Regions from separate parts of the Homo sapiens genome. Here region 2 is linked to region 1. The links are chromatin loops, found by intact Hi-C in ENCODE. Cell type or tissue: IMR-90. All regions are shown on one strand.

The links. Peaks named below come from ENCODE experiments on the same cell type or tissue, not always from the same donor. Only the 100,000 strongest peaks of a DNase experiment are listed, where the experiment ranks them.
Region 2: it touches region 1 in a loop (7-fold over the local background); 11 of 110 quality-filtered maps call a loop at or near these places.

Annotation. Positions count from the first base shown.
Region 1 is chr20:46,754,777-46,762,776 of GRCh38, reverse strand. No RefSeq gene overlaps it. Among named protein-coding and RNA genes, the nearest start is that of SLC2A10, 49 kb to the right of the region's middle. In IMR-90, CTCF peaks have their summits at 3,311 (motif pointing left), 3,512 (motif pointing left) and 4,504 (motif pointing left); a DNase peak (open chromatin) is centred at 4,476.
Region 2 is chr20:47,016,323-47,024,322 of GRCh38, reverse strand. The region is part of intron 5 of EYA2 (EYA transcriptional coactivator and phosphatase 2); the gene reads right to left. Among named protein-coding and RNA genes, the nearest start is that of EYA2-AS1, 120 kb to the right of the region's middle. In IMR-90, a CTCF peak has its summit at 3,945; DNase peaks (open chromatin) are centred at 3,852 and 4,932; H3K27ac peaks cover 1,763 bases.

The sequences.
Region 1 (8,000 bases):
CCATTCATTCATTCGTTCATTCACTCATTCATTGAGCATCTATTTCTTGAGTGCCTGCTATGGGCCAAACACTATTTTGGGTGCTGGGAACAAAGTGAGGAGACCCCATTCTCATGGAGCTCATGGTTGGGTGGGTGAGGGGCATGTTTGATGGGGGGTGAGACAGACGAACAAGAGGGCAAATTGGTGACAACTTTCAGTGGTGATGGAAGCCATGAAATAAACAGGAAGATGGAAGAGAGGATGCTGAGAGAGCAGCCGGCTTAGCCGTTAACCCTGGGCTTTCTCAGAGTGACTTGAGGACAGACGCTATAAGCTGCTTGCTGTGTCTGGCACCCATGGGCCCTCTCTAAGTGCATGCTAGACCAGGTAGACCTTGGGACCCCAGAGGACCTCAACATGAGGCTCAGGCACATGGTTCCCAGCACTGAAATTCCACATTCCTGCACCCAGATAAATGGTTAGACCCATTTGAGAAAGAGCCCAGTGGTCCCTACTAATCAATAAACCAAGGAGTTGGCCCTTCTGGCCTCAACACTCAAAGAAGGCTCTGCCCAAAGGTACTGAGAACCAGAATATCTCTGCGGATAGAGTCTCTGGGGCTTGTGAAAGCCCAGATCGCAGGGTCCACCCCAGCACCTATGGTTCCCTGTCTTTCCGTGTACCACATCCTTGGGGTGTTCCAACCTGCCTTTCCAGCAAGGTGCTGGTGTGTGCGGAAGCTGCTGGTCTGAGAATCACATAGCAATGCTGACCTGGAGGCTGGTTGGTTGGAGGCAGGGCCTGACACGGAGGGCAGGAGACAGAGCCTGGCAGGCCTAGCAGCAGTGCAGTCCAGATATCTTGACCACTTTTGCTGGGTCTCTTGTCTCCCAGGAGCTTCTTGGTCACTTACTATGAACCAAATGCTCAGCGAGGGCTGGGGGTCCTTGCCTTCGGGAGCCACTGGAGTTTAAGCCAGTGCTGGGGAGTTTGACACACAGGGCTGCTGAGACTGTCTCATGGAGGACTAGTGTCCCCGGTGGCTCAGCATGGCCTCATCTCTCCAGTGGGGCTCAGCTTCCAGCAGGCACCAGCACCCCTAGGAAAGTGGGACCCCGAGCGTCCTGGGGAATTGCCTTTGGAGCTGGGTCCTTTCACAGACAGCCGCCATCTGTCGGGAAGGAGGGAGCTGGGTCGCGGGAGAGTGTGGTATATGGTTGTTAAAATTGATCACTAAGCCTGAAAGATTGAGTTCAAATCCCAATCTCCTCACTTCCTGGTTGTATGACCTTTTGAAGTTCACTTAACCTCTGTGAGCCTCAGTTTCCTCATCTGTAACGCTGGGAAACAATAGCCAGTATTTTCAGTGTTAGCCATCCTTTTATGGGTCATTGACTGTGCCAGGCTCTGGTGTTGGGCACACAGCAGGGAACAAAACAGACCAACAGGCTGCTCTTGGGAGACTGCTTTCTAGTAGGGGAGAGAGGACTTTTTTTTTAATAAGAAGAATAAATTATATGGCATATTCAAAGGAGATAAGTGCTACGAATATGGGAAACGTTAGAGAATGAGCAGCCCAGTTTCTTCAACAAACACACTGCAAGGAGAAAAACAGAAGAAGGGGGAACCCATAGATTTAAAAAGACCTAAGGAACAGCTCAGCTGTCATAAACAACCTCGTTTAGATCCTAGTTTGAACAAATGAAGGCGAAAATGAATTGAGAGAATGAGGGACATCTGAACGTGGACTGGAATTCTGGTAACACTAAGGAATGACTGGTAATGTTTGAAGTCAGGATAATGGTATTGAGGTTACGCTGGAAGAAAATCCTGATTTTGGTGACATTCACAAAATGTAAACAGATGAAATGAGGTGGTGCCCAGATCTGTTTCAAAACCATCCAGTGGGGAGGAAATCAGTGAAGCCAGATGGACCGTACACGGGGCTGGGGGGTGAGTGTGTGGGGTTGATCTTACTGTTCTCTCCACTTTTGTTTGGATTGACAATAAAACATTTACAGAGAAATCAAAGTCTTGCTCTGGCTTCTCATGTCACTCAGAGTAAAGCGTGGTCCTCTCAGTGTCCCCCACAGCCCTGTGAGGTCTGCTCCCCAACTTCCTCTTTATCCTCCCCACCCCTCGCCATCCCTGCTCACCCAGCACTCACCGATTGACCTTCTCGCACCTCCTGAGCCACCCAGGCTCGCCCCCTGGGGGCCTTTGCACCTGCTGTTCTCTCTCCCCTCCCCCGCAGCTGCCCTCATGCCTCGCTCCCTCCAAAAATTCAAGCCTCTGTTCAAATGTCACCTCTCAGTGACACCTTCCCTGAGCATCCCGCTTAAAATCCAAACCCCATTTAGTGCCCTCCTCCGGGTTCCCTGCTTTCATTTCTCCATGGCACTTCTGCCCTTATCATAGACTGTACTGCAGCGTTTACCGATTATTTTGTTTGTCACCCTCACTGGAATGTCACCTCCATGATGACGGGGATTTTTGTGTTTTTATTCCCAACTACATCCTTTGCATCTAGAAAGATGACTGGCACATAGTGGGTGCTCAAAAAATTCCGTTGAATGGATGAATAAATGCAGACACAGACACTGATGAAGGTCTTACGATAAAGGAATACCCTGAAAGGCTTGCGGAGGGTCCCTGGACAATGGGATCATGGGGAACCACTATTCCCTTTGTACTTATTTATATTTTTACACATGTTTCTATAATGACTAGTAATTATTTTTGCAATCTGAAAGAGCAAACAAACAATGATATTTTAAATAAAATGCAAGGGGTTCCCATTTTTATTAGAATGAAATTGAGTCCTTATCCTCCTTTGGTACTGTCCCTCTTTATCCTCACTAATGAAAGAGAAGCAGAAAGTGCTCCTTCCTCCCACATGCTGAATGCTAGGCTCTGGGAAAAGCAGGTGTATTAGTCTGTTCTCATCCTGCTATAAAGAAGTACCCGAGACTGGGTAATTTATAAAGAAAGAGGTTTAATTGACTCACAGTTCTGCATAGCTGAGGAGGTCTCAGGAGACTTACAATCATGGCGGAAGGGGAAGCAGGCATGTTTTACATGGTGGCAGGAGAAACAGCGAGACTCTGAAGGAGAAACTGTCAAACACTTATAGAACCATCAGATCTTGTGAGAACTCACTCACTATCATGAGAACAGCATGGGAAAAACCGCTGCCATGATCCAATCACCTCACTCCATTGACACATGGGGATTATAATTCGAGATGAGATTTGGATGGAGACACAGAGCCAAATCATATCAAGGGGGGAGCAGGGGCAGCAGGCTTAAGTGTCATCCTTCCTTCTCTGCTGCCGTATATGGCGCCACCACCTGCCCAAAGGCCCAGGAAGGAGACTTGTAGGCATCTGAGACCACTCATGTTCCTCATGTCCCATGTTCCACCCCTCACCCTGTCCTGGGGGGATCTTTATCCAAAATAGGCCTTTCCCCTTTCTCATGTGAACTTCCAGCGTGCCAGGAGTGTCCCTGCAGCTCCTGCAGCCTCCTGGTGGTCATCCAGGTCCCCATCCAAATGTCCCCTACTTTGAGAGGCCCCCCCAGGGACACAGCCCAGATCTCTCACTCCATCACTGTGCATTGCCCCATCTGAAATGACCCTGGATGGGGTCCATCTCCCCCAGACAGAGCACACACCCAGTTGATCTCCTTGCTTGTCACAGCTTCCCACACATGGGGGCTCAAAACACATCTGCTGAATGGATGTGTGCTGATGTGGTTTGGAGGTTTGTCCCCTCCAAATCTCATGTTGAAATGTGATTCCCGTGCTGGAGGTGGGCACTGTGGGAGGTGATTAAATCCTGGGGGTGAGTCCCTCAGGAAAAGTTTAGTGCCACCCCCTTGGCGATGAGCGACTTCTCCCTCAGTTCATGCCACATCTGGTGGTTTAAGAGCCTGGGACGCCCCCCTTTTGCTCCCTCTCTCACCATGTGATGCACCTGCCCCTCCTTTGCCTTCCGCCATGATTGGAAGCTTCCTGAGGCCTCCCCAGAAACAGATGCCTGTGCCATGCTTGTATAATCTGCAGAACCACCAGCCAATGAAACCTCTCTTCTCTGTAAATTACCTAGCCTCAGGTATTTCTTTACAGAAATTGAAAAACGGCCTAATACACAAGCCCTGACTCCGCAGCGGTGACCAGGGACTGAGGATGACATGGGCTTGTCAGACAAAGGGAAAAGCTTCTGATAGAATGTTATGTGAAAATCCAGGCTGCAAAATCATGTGTACTGGCTGATGGCCCCTGTGTTGGAAAGCAAAACAAAACAGAATAAAAAATGTCAACAAAGTTGTCTGGGGAAAAAGGAAGAAACTATTCACTATTTAAATGTTCAACTGTCCCAGGAGGTGGGATTCTGGGCAATGTAGGTTTCTTTGTTCTGCTTTTTTGGGCTTTCCGCAGTTTTCTTTAAGGCACACCTACTCCCTTTACGATGAAAAAAGTGGTACATAGGAGGCAAAGGAACCCTCGCGCCCTCTGCTGTTCATCATTTGCTACTGCAATGCCCCTCCCAGGATCTGCCGGAAGTGCTGTGTGGGGGTGACAGGTGTTCCCCCCCACCCCCTAAATTTCAAAGCAGGCTTTTCCTGTATCAGAAACGGATGTCAAAGGGAATCATGACAGACTCTCCCATCCCCCGGGAGTCTTTCCAAATTCCCCTCAGTCCCCTCATCCTCTGCGGAAGGCCCCCAGAGCTCCATTCCCACACCCAGGTCAACTCCCCCTGCGTCCCTGTCCCTCCTAACTCCTTTCCCCGTCCCTTGATGAGCTCTAGGAGTGGGAGGTGCATGAGGACAGCAGAGTCAGGCCTCTGGGTTGAAATCCTGTGTGTCCTTGGACATGTCACTTAGCTGCACAGGACCTCAGTCTCCTCATCCATATAATGGGACAGTGAGGAGCCAGGTTTTCTCAGCCTCAGCACTGCTGACATCCCACCCGGATCGATGTTTGTTACGTGGGCTTGTCTTGTGCATTGTAGAAAGTTTAGCAGCATCCGTGGCCTCCACCCACTAAATGTCAGCAGGACCCCTCCTGCCTAGGGCCGACAGCCAAAACGGTCTCCAGACATTGCTGAGTGTCTCCTGGGGCACAAACTCACCCCAGGTGAGACCACTGCAAGCCTCGTTTCTGTCAGTCATTACACTTTGCATCGTGCTACAGTTTTCTGCGGTTAGAAGGTGCTCAGAAAATACCAACTGAAGGAGAATTTAGGGATAATCTGCTCTGAAAACAAAAAAGAGGAAGAAGGAAGAGCAGGGATTGAAAGGGAGGCCTGATGCTCTCGTCCCCCGCGTCCTCCACCCCAGCTAGCTGCTGCCTGCAGGCGAGGTCAGTTACATCTTGGCCCCATCAATGTCCCCCTGCCCTTGCCTGAGCAGGCCTCAGGCTGCAGAGTTGGGACGGGCCTCCCAGGCCCCCTTCGTGCTGGGCCTGTTGTGCTTGGCCCTGCCTGCGGTCTCCACCGAGAGGAGAACGTACTCAATTAACCTACAAAAAACAATAGCAAAAAGGGTCAGAGTGATTGTGAAAAAGAAAAGGTGCTGAAAGATTCTGGCAAACAGGCCCCCAGTGGGGGTGGACAAGGGCAGCCAAAGAGTTTGGCTAAAGTGGGAGAAAACTCAGCAGCGTGGGGGCACTGGTGTCCCCTTGAGGGGACAAGGTCAGCTAGGAAAACAGACTTACTCCATTCCTTGGCCTGTGGGCCTCCCATTTTTGAGTGTGGAGGCAAGGAAAACACAGCTGGAGCCAGGTCTCCTGGGTTCCCTACGCTGGGGTGGAGGGGGGCACAGAGAGCCTCAGGAAGTGTTTGCAGCATTGCGGGTCTTGCTGGCGTGGGGGCAGATTCTTACCTCCTCAGTTCCTGGAGGGAGAAGATCTTTATATCCCCAAAGCCTACAGCTCAAGGAATCAGCGATTAGCATAGTGGAGGGTTCTGCTAGGCAGTCTCTCTGTGTGGCTGGAGCTGAGGCCCCTGCCCTATGGCCCTCCCCTGGGGAGAGTGGCCTCTACTGTTAGCAATGATCCTCAGGTACTAAGGGCCAGGCACTGTACCAAGCACTCTATACATTTTACCCTAATTCATCCTTCCGATCCCACTGTGTGATAGCCTCTAGTTATCTGTTTATGTGCACATAGTAGGTATGCATATTTTTGTGTACCTACTATGTGCATATTTGTTGAGCACCTACCAGTGCCAGGTTCTATCCTTGGTGGTGGAAATTCAATGATGAGAAAAAACATGTGGGAATGCAGAACAGCTGTCAGGCTCCTCCATCACCAGTGGTAATGTAAAATGGTGCAACCACTCTGAAAAACGGCATGGCAGTTTCTCGTGACGTTAAACACACACTTACATGATCCCGCAATCCCGCTCCTGGTGTGTAACCTACAGAAATGAAAACCTTTGTTCATGCAAAATCTAGTACATGCAGGGTTAGAGCAGCTTATTCCCAATCACCAAGAACTAGAAACAATCCAAATGTCCCTCGCCTGGGGAATGGATTGACAAGTGGCTCATTCATAGGATAAATTACGAGTCAGCAATAAAAAGAAACAGACGATTGATGGATGCAACAACATGGATGAATCTCAGAAGCATTCTGCTGCAAGAAAGAAGCCCGTCCCCAAAGGCTGCAAGCTGTGTGTCTTTTATATGACACATATTAAATAGAAAAGGCAGAACTACAGAGGAGAGACCAGATCCATGATTGACATCGGGCAGGGTGGCAAAAGGGCCTCACTATCCAGAAGTTGCTTGAAGATATTTTTGGAGATGATGGAACTGTTCTGTGTCTTGATTTTGGTGATGGTTGCATGACTGTGCATTTATCAAAGCTCACAGAACTGTACTCCAAAAAGTGAATGTTACCGTATGTAAATTAAACATAAATTTAAAAAAAGAAAAACAGATATGAACCTTGCTTTTGTGGAAATTACGTTCCAATACATGGAGAGGAAATAAACAAATAGGCAAACAAATATACACTTAGTGAGGTGGGATATGGAGAAAAAAAAGGGACAGAAGAAGTTGGGTGGGGTGGAAATCTAGGTGAGCAATCAGGATGGGCCTCACTGAGGAGGTGACATTTGAGCAGAGGTCAGAAGGAAGCAAAAGAAGGAGCCATGTGGATACCTGGAGAAGATGGTTCCAGGCAGAAGGAAGGAGCTTGCTTGGTGTGTTTAAGGAACAGCAAGGAGGCCACGGCAGCTGGAGCACAGTGGGGAGTGCGGGGAGCTGAAATGGGGCAGAAGGTACCAGGAAGCCAGATCTCCAAGAGCTTTGAAGGCCATGGTAGAGTTTCAGTTCTTGCTCTGAGTGAGTGAGGTGAGAGCTCTGGGAGCCGAGCAGAGGAAGGCAGTGATGTACTTACTTATTTTAGCAATTGATCTGGTGCTGTGTGTGAGGCACAGACTGTCAGGGGTGAGGTGGAGTCAGGGACCAGCAAGGAGGCAGCTGCCACGGCCCAGGCGGGAAGCAATGCAGGCCTGGACCAGTGTGGTAGTGATGGAGGTGATGAGAAGTGGTCTCGCTGTGCATACAATTGAAGGTAGAACCCACAGGTTTTTCAGACCAATTGAAGGTAAGGCTTGTGTGAACGAGAGTTCTCGAGGGTAACTCCAGTATTTGGGGCTCAACTTCTGGAAGAATGGAGCTGTCATGTACAAAGATGGGAAAAGTGGCTGGAGAAACAGATTTGAGGAGAAAACCAGGAGTTCTTTTATTATCCTCAATTTAGCAATGAAGCAGCTCAGGCCCAAAGAGATTGACTCCCTCGTGCAAAGTCACCCAGCCAGTGTGGGATGCAGATGAAACTGGAAACAGGTCTGCCTAACCCCTGAGCTCTGTCCCTTCTGCAGGCTCCTACTCTAGACCAAGAAATGGCTGGGCTCAATGATACTCAAACTGTGGCCCCCTGAGCTTGTTAGAAATGCAAATTCCTGCGTTCCACCCAAGGGGGCATTTGACATGTGCCTGTGT
Region 2 (8,000 bases), 260 kb before region 1:
AATTTCTCCTGGACCAAACACTGCTCTGATCCCAACTGGCAAGGCTGAAAGCAAGACTCAAAAGCATTCAACAGTTTCTAAGTAACCTAACTGCATCCCAGAACAAAGCTCAAAAGTATTTATAGGAATATAAAAATATCCAGCATCTGACAAGGTAAAATTTATGTTTGGCATCCAATTGAAACTTATCAGGCATGCAGGGAAGCAGAAAAATATGATTTTCGACATGGAGAAAAATCAATGAAAATGAACCCAGAAATGACAGGAATGATAGAATTAGACACGGACATTAAAACGTTTACTACAACTGGATTCTATCTGTTCAAGAAGCCAGAAGAAAGATTGGACATGTTAAGTAGAGACATGGAAGTTATCAGAAAAAGACCCAGGCTGGGCATGGTGGCTCATGCCTGTACTAGCACTTTGGGAGGCTGAGGTGGGCAGACTGCCTGAGCTCAGGAGCTTGAGACCAGCCTGGCCAACATGGCAAAACCCCATCTCCACTTAATATACAAAAATTAGCCAGGAGTGGTGGTGAGCACCTGTAAGCCCAGCTACTCAGGTGGCTGAGGCATAAGAATCGCTTGAACCCTGGAGGCAGAGGTTGCAATGAGCCGAGATTACGCCACTGCACTCCAGCCTGGGTGACAGAGCAAGGCTCTGTCTTCAAAAAAAAAAAAAAAAAAAAAACACCCAAAATCAAACTTCTGGAGATGAAAATGATGTATGGGATGAAAAATGACATGGATGTAATTAGCAGCAGATCAGATACTACAGAAGAAAAGATTTATGAACTTGGAGTGGGAGGTAGTGGTGTGGAACATCAGACAAAAATTTGAAGAAATATTGGCTGAAAAATTTCCAAATTTGATGGAAATGATAAATCCACAGATCTAAGAGTCTCAATGAACACAGAGCACGAGAATCATAAAGAAAACTACATCAAGGCACGTAACAACAACAACAGTGATAGAGAAACCCTTAGAAGCAAATGAAACAATGCAACTTCCGAGTTATACTAACATAGTTTTCTTATTTATGAATCACGTCTGAACTAATTCTTGTAATAGTAACATACAATATAATAGACTGCTTATATTTTACTTATGTTTGCAAAAAGATGTTCTGGGTGGGTTCCCACGAAATTATTACAGTGGTTAATTGTTAGGGGTTTGGAAACGGGGTGGATGTAGCATGAGGGTAGAAGAAAGATTTCCACAGATGCCCGAACTAGGTAAATGTGTAACCTGTTTAAAAAATTCATGTGTCTTTTTTTTTTATTACAAAAGGAATATATCGGAGGGAGGGGAACTAAGGAGTGACGCTAATGGACATGGGGTTTCTTTGCGGGGTGACAAAAATGCTGTGGCATTAGATAGTGGTGATGGTTGCACAATTTTAGTGAATATACTAAAAACACTAAACTGAACACTTTAAAAAGGTGAAGTTTACCAGCCTATGCAACACAATGAAACCCCGTCTCTACAAAAAATAAACAAAATTAGCTGGGCATGGTGGCAGGCACCTGCTAGTCCCAGCTACTCGGAAGGCTGAGGCGGGAGAATCACTTGAGCCCAGGAGGCAGAGGTTGCAGTGAGCTGTCATCGCACCACTGCACTCCAGCCCGGGTGACAGAGACCCTGCCTCAAAAAAAAAAAAAAAAAAAAGGTGAAGTTTAGGATGTGAGTTATATCTCAGTTAAAAATTAAGGCTGAGCACAGTGGCTCATGCCTGTAATCCCAGCACTCTGGGGGGCTGAGGTGGGCGGATCACTTGAGGTAAGGAGTTCGAGACCAGCCTGACCAACGTGGTGAAACCCCATCTCTACTAAAAATACAAAAATTAGCCAGGTGTGGTGGCAGGCGCCTGTAATCCCAGCTACTTGGGAGACTGAGGCTAGAGAATTGCTTGAATCCAGGAGGCGGAGGTTGCAGTAAGCCGAGATCATGCCATTGTACTCCAGCCTGGACGACAAAGTGAGACTCCATCTCAACAAGAAACAATTTAATTAAAACACAGGAAAAAGAAAAACATACATGTTCATTGTTTAAAACAATAGAAATTCAAAGAACGTTCATAAAGGAAGGGTCCTAAAAGATCATGACATCCAGGGCTTCTCAGTGACCACAGAACGAGTTTGGACGGAGGGGCCCTCATCCCATCTGCCTGGGAAAATTGCCTCCTGAATTCTATTCCTGGAGAAGTACAAGGCACAACAGCCTGCAAAGGCTCTGAAAAGTCCTGTAGCAAAGATGTCTATTTTAACTTTGTGGCATGCACTATTGACTAAACGTATTTGGTATGTATGACCATGACCCGCCCCAACCCCTTTATTTTTTCCTGGAACTCTTGTTAGCACTAGAACTGTGGAACACAGATCATGAAGGCTTTGTGACTTGTCCAAGGTCACACAGTTTACTGGTGGTAGATTTCATGAATCTGACACAGAGACTTTCTAAATCCAACACAATCCAGTCTCGGAGGTCTCGAGCTGAGATCACTGAGTAACAAGTGCTTTTACTGAACTTTTAATTTCCTACACATCCCTGAATTGCACGATTCTATGTTGCTCCTGAGTGGCTGCTGGAGGGGTTCTAAGCTTCAGTCTTTATGTTCCCTGGCCCTTCATAAATGCAAAAAGAGTTTCCACTGGATAGGGATCCCACTGTTTTCTTGCCTTTTTTTTTTTTTTTTTTGAGATGGAGTCTCGCTTTGTCGCCTAGACTGGAGTGCAGTGGCGTGATCTCGGCTCACTGCAACCTCCACTACCCGGGTTCAAGCGATTCTCCTGCCTCAGCCTCCCAAGTAGCTGGAATTGCAGGTGTGTGCCACCACACCCGGCTAATTTTTGTATTTTAAGTAGAGATGGGGTTTTGCCATGTTGGCCAGGCTGGTCTTGAACTCCTGAGCTCAGATGATCCGCCCGCCTCAGCCTCCCAAAGGGCTGGGATTATAGGTATGAGCCACTGCACTTGGCCTGTTTTTAAGTCTCCCTACAACACAGAGTTCACTGGAAGGGGAGTTTATGTGGATGCAGACAGTCCCACAGTCTCAGATTAGTATTCCTCTTTTCTCTTACCCTGACCACTTACTAAAATTGAGAGTTCAGGAAATAGAAGCGAACTTGGAAAGAACATGGCCCATCAAACCTGAAGTGAGGCTAACAATGTCAATCATAATAACGATAATTAACGTTTAGAGAGCGTTAGTTTGTGCCAGGTGCGCTCTAAACACTTCACATACATTAACTCATTTAGTCATCATAGCACCCCACGAGTAAAGTACTCTTAGTGTCCCCATTTCATAGGGAAGGAAACTGGAGGACTGAGAAGTAACTGAGCTCAAGGTCACAGGGCTGGTTTGCAGCCGTATTTGGAGGTTAACTCAACCTGACTTCAGAGTCCCTGCTTTTAGTTGTTTTTAACTACCATGCTAAGGAAGGAATAACAGAGATAATAAAAAGAAAATCTAGCCTTTATGGATCTCATCTGTGGTGCCCATGAATCATGTTATTTAGTCTCCCAAAGCCTCATGTTGTCACCTCTCTCACTATGATACCAGTTTCACAGGTGAGGAAACTGAGGCACAGAGAAGTCCATGTGCTTCCCCAACTCATGCCATTGTGTGTGGGGTACTGCCAGGACTGACCACAGGCCAGGTCCAGAACTCTTAACAACTCTGTGGCACCAGAAACTTCTTATAACACACTCTGGAGATTTTTTTCCCCCTCTTTTTAATCTTTGTGGTTATTTCTGTGAATAGCAGTGTTTTACCAGAAGAAGCCAAAAAGAAAAAAAATCAAACCCATAAGAAACACACTTCAGCTATAAAAACCCCAGGGTGAACTTAAAATAAAGAAAATAAACAACTCTGCAAAGGCTGAACAAGAGCTGTGAACTTTTTTCTTTTACATTTATTGTATATTCCATGGAGGGGCAGTGTTATCCAAACAGATACAGATCTCAAACCAGGGCCTTACGGGGTGATGGCTGTGCTAAAGTTTTTGGAAGTTTATGAGATTAGCTAGAAGACCTAGTGGGAGGCATCCTGGCTTGTCTAAAGCTTGCTCTGTGATCTTCCGTAAGACACTCTGTTGCAGTGCCTCAGTTTACTCATCTGTAAAATGATGAGGTGAGCCCCAAGAGCATCCTTTTTTGCTTCTAAAAATTATATATTTTTTCTTTTTTTGAGACAGGGTCATGCTGTATTGCCCAGGCTGGAGTGCAGTGGGGTGATCATAGCTCACTGCAACCTTGAACTCCTGGGCTCAAGCAATCCTTCCACCTCAGCTTCCTGAGTAGCTGGAACTACAGGTGCACACCACCATGCCCAGCATTTTTTTTTTTTTTTTAAAGATAGGGTCTTGCTCTATTGCTCAGGCTGGAGTGCAGTGGCATGATCACGGCTTACTGCAGCATTGACCTCCCAGGCTGAAAAGTGATCCTCCTACCTCAACATATTGAGTAGCTGGGACTACAGGCATGCATCACCATGCCCAGATAATTTTTTTTTTTTTTGTAGAGATGGGTTTCACCAGGTTTCCCAGGCTGGTCTTGAACTCCTGGACTCAAGCAATAAATATACCTGCCTTGGTCTCCCAAAGTGCTGGGATTATGGGCCAAAATTATGGTTTAAATTCTTAGAAAGGAAAAAGACTCATGCTAGCTTCTCACCATGGGCCAATTTCACAAAATCAGCATTTTCAGGCCTAAAAGTTCATAAGCCTCAATCTTCTTTATTTTCTTCTTCCTCTGAGAAACTAAGCTCAACCAATGTCTTCCATTCTGAAATGCTCTCAGTAGTTCGAGAGTTTATTTCTCCTCTGGAACAACTCAGAAAAAAAAAAAGTTAATAGGAAGCACATGGGCATGGTGTGTGAGCGTTCTGTGTGTTTGTGTTTGAAAAAAATACTTAAGGAGGAATATGTCAGGCTTGCAAAATGCCTGGGCTGTCTCAAGAGCAGTTTATAGCCATTAGCATCAGACTGAAGGCAGTTAATTGGGACGAAGCCCAGCTGCTGCCGCTGCCCTTCTGTCATCTGGGCTGTGAGGAGGATAAGAAAATAACCTGGACGATTCCCATGGTAGGGCGAGAAGAGAGCTGGAGACGTTGGCTGGTGGGGATTGAGGTGGGGGGTGGGGCCCTAGGCTCACCCCTGAGAATCACCTTCTAGATGGATCTAAGAGAGTGTGAAGGGCAGGATGGCGTGAGGGTTATGTGCCTGGGCGACTGCCTGGCTCATTTCCCACTGCCATGGCCGTGTGACCTTGGGTAAGTGACTGAAACATTTTATGCCTCAGTTTCTCCACCTGTAAGATGAGGGCAGTGGCAGTGCTCATGTCACGGGGCTACTGGGGAGATTAAGCCGCATGTTTATGTGCAGACATTAGGACAGTTCCTGGAGTCCTGAAGGAGTCCAGGAAATCTCATCATTTAGAGGAAGTGGCACCAGAGAAACTGGAGTCTGAATCCCAGCTCTGAACACTTATTGGCTCTGCGGTTTCAGGCAAGTCACTTGCCCTCTCTGAGCCTCACTTTCACCATCTATGAAAGCAGGGCTTATGGTGCCCACCTCACGCGGTTGCTGTAAGAAGAAAGAATATTATTCTGCATATCCTGCTCTGGGGAGGATAGGATGAGGCTCCTCTGGAGTCCTTGAACACTGTGAGCCTTTTCCTGCCGCGGGGCCTTTGCTCTTGCGTTCCCGCTGCCTGTACGGCCCGGCCCAGCTCTGGCCCCTCCTGTGGCAGCCTCCTTTCCATCGGGAGGCCCCTGACCACCTGCTGAATGCCGATCACCACTCCTGGTCCATACCACTGCTCACGGTCCAGCATGCCACCATGTTTTTGTCTGTCACAGGCTTTATCAAAATCTATAATTATCTATCTACTTGTCAATTGATTACTGTCCATCTTTCTCCATGAGGAGATTGTCTTTGTGTGCTGCTGTGCCCTCAGTGCCTAGAAGGGTGCCAGGTGTCAAGCTGGTGCTCAACATACGGAATGAATGAATGAATGAATGAATGGGGGCCTCTCCTACATAACTTAGATCACTTATTGTGTGGCTGAGGGGGTGTCAAAATGGGATACGGGGACCGGGTCTCCATTTCAACCTCTGTGGCCTCAGAAGCCCTGAGGCAGTAAGTCCAGTTTCTATTTAAAGAGCTGGAAAAAAACTGGCTTGAGATGGACTCAAATACAAGTTGAAGTTCAGTACCTTCACACACCTCCTGTTATCAGGGCCGGTGCCATCATTCACTCCCCACTTGGAGAGATGGGTCTCAGGAGTTTACTCCCTTCAGTGGGCCTCAGAAAGGCCCGACTGGGGACACAGACGTGAGAGCAGAAGCAGAGGAGGCAGGAAAGTGCCGGGGTTACAGCGATGGGCTTTGCAGTGAGGCTGGGGGTTGGGATTCCACCAGGCCCCCAAGACATCTGACACAGTCCCTTTGCCATTATGCTTACAATAAAATCTAAAATCCTTGCCCTGGTGTTGGACAAATCAGTCATTCCTTCTATGCCTCAGTTTCCTCTTCTGTGAAATGGGAATAATACAGTACCGTTGCTTGAGAGCGTCATGAAGGTTGTATGAGAGAACCCACAGAGCATCACCTGGCACCTAGCATGTTTGGTCAAGGCTGGCTCATGGCATCACTGACAAACTTGGACACAGACCTTACCAGGAAGCTATTCTCAGGGCTGGGCATGAATGCTTATCACCTGCTTTCCCTACACACATACCTAAGATTATTTATTCTCCTTTCACAATTTTTTTTTCCTGAAATGCTGCCCTTGACAATCATTTTTATTACTTCCTTAATAAAAAATTAAAATAATAAAGATGAAGTGATAGTACTTCCAAGTAGTTGCTTTTAAAAGAAAAATACTATCAAAGCTGGGTACAGCAGCGCACAGCTGTGGTCCTAGATACTCAGGAGGCTGAGGTGGCAGAATCACTTGAGCCCAGTCTGGGCAACATAGCAAGACTCCATCTCAAAAAAAAGTACAATCACACATCAGCCCACCATCTTATCATTTTACCCTTTCAGACCCTTGATGGTAATTTTTAGCAGCTTATATAAAGGGAAACAGCAGAATGGGGATCCCCATAATTACAGCCACCAGCCCCCTGCTCCATGCATCAACTCCAGCATGCTCCCAAGGGGGCACCAGAACAGAGAAGGGTTCTTGGATGGTAAAAGAGTGGAGATGAGCATGGGAGAACCCAGTAAGCCAGTTCCTTATGGCAGGTGGGTGGAGGGTTACACAATGGAGTTCTTTCTTCCTTAAGGCCACCCTCTAGGGCTGCAGAGCCTTGATCCTCCTGCCTGGAATAACAGCTTCTTCACCCGACTGTCCAATATTTCCACCACCCGACATTTCTGAGTCTCTACAATAGACTTGCCTGTCCCATCACACTTAAAATACAAGCAAACTCCTTCCCATATCCCTCAAGGCCATGTGTGATTGCGCCTTGCTCTTTCTCCAAGATTCTCTCCTCCTACATGCCTTCTGACTTTGCTCCAGTCTCACTGGTCTCAGCTCTGTGCCTCCAATACATCCAGACATTTCCCTGCATGCACAGTTTGTACAGGCTGTTCCCTCTGCCTGGAATGCTCTTCCCTAAGATGTCTATGTGGCTGCTCTGCCTCACCCTTTGGGATTCTGCCCAATGTCATCTCTTCAAAGAGCCTTCCCTGGTGATTTGATCTAAAGTCACAAATCTCACCTTTCCTGACCTCCCAAGTGCTCATCACTCTTTATGCAAAGACCAGGTTTATTTGCCTTATTACATTCAACCCCTTCCCAAATCATCTGGCTTATTTGCCGACTTTATCGTTAGTCTCTCCCCACTGCCAGGTAACGACCATGAAAGGCAGATCTCGTATCTATTTTCTCCACTCCTCGAGATAGAGCCTGGCACATAGTAGGTGCTCAAAAAATCTGCTGAATGAATGAATGAATGGACACCCAACTTAGGTGGTCCTTAGAGATGGGCAG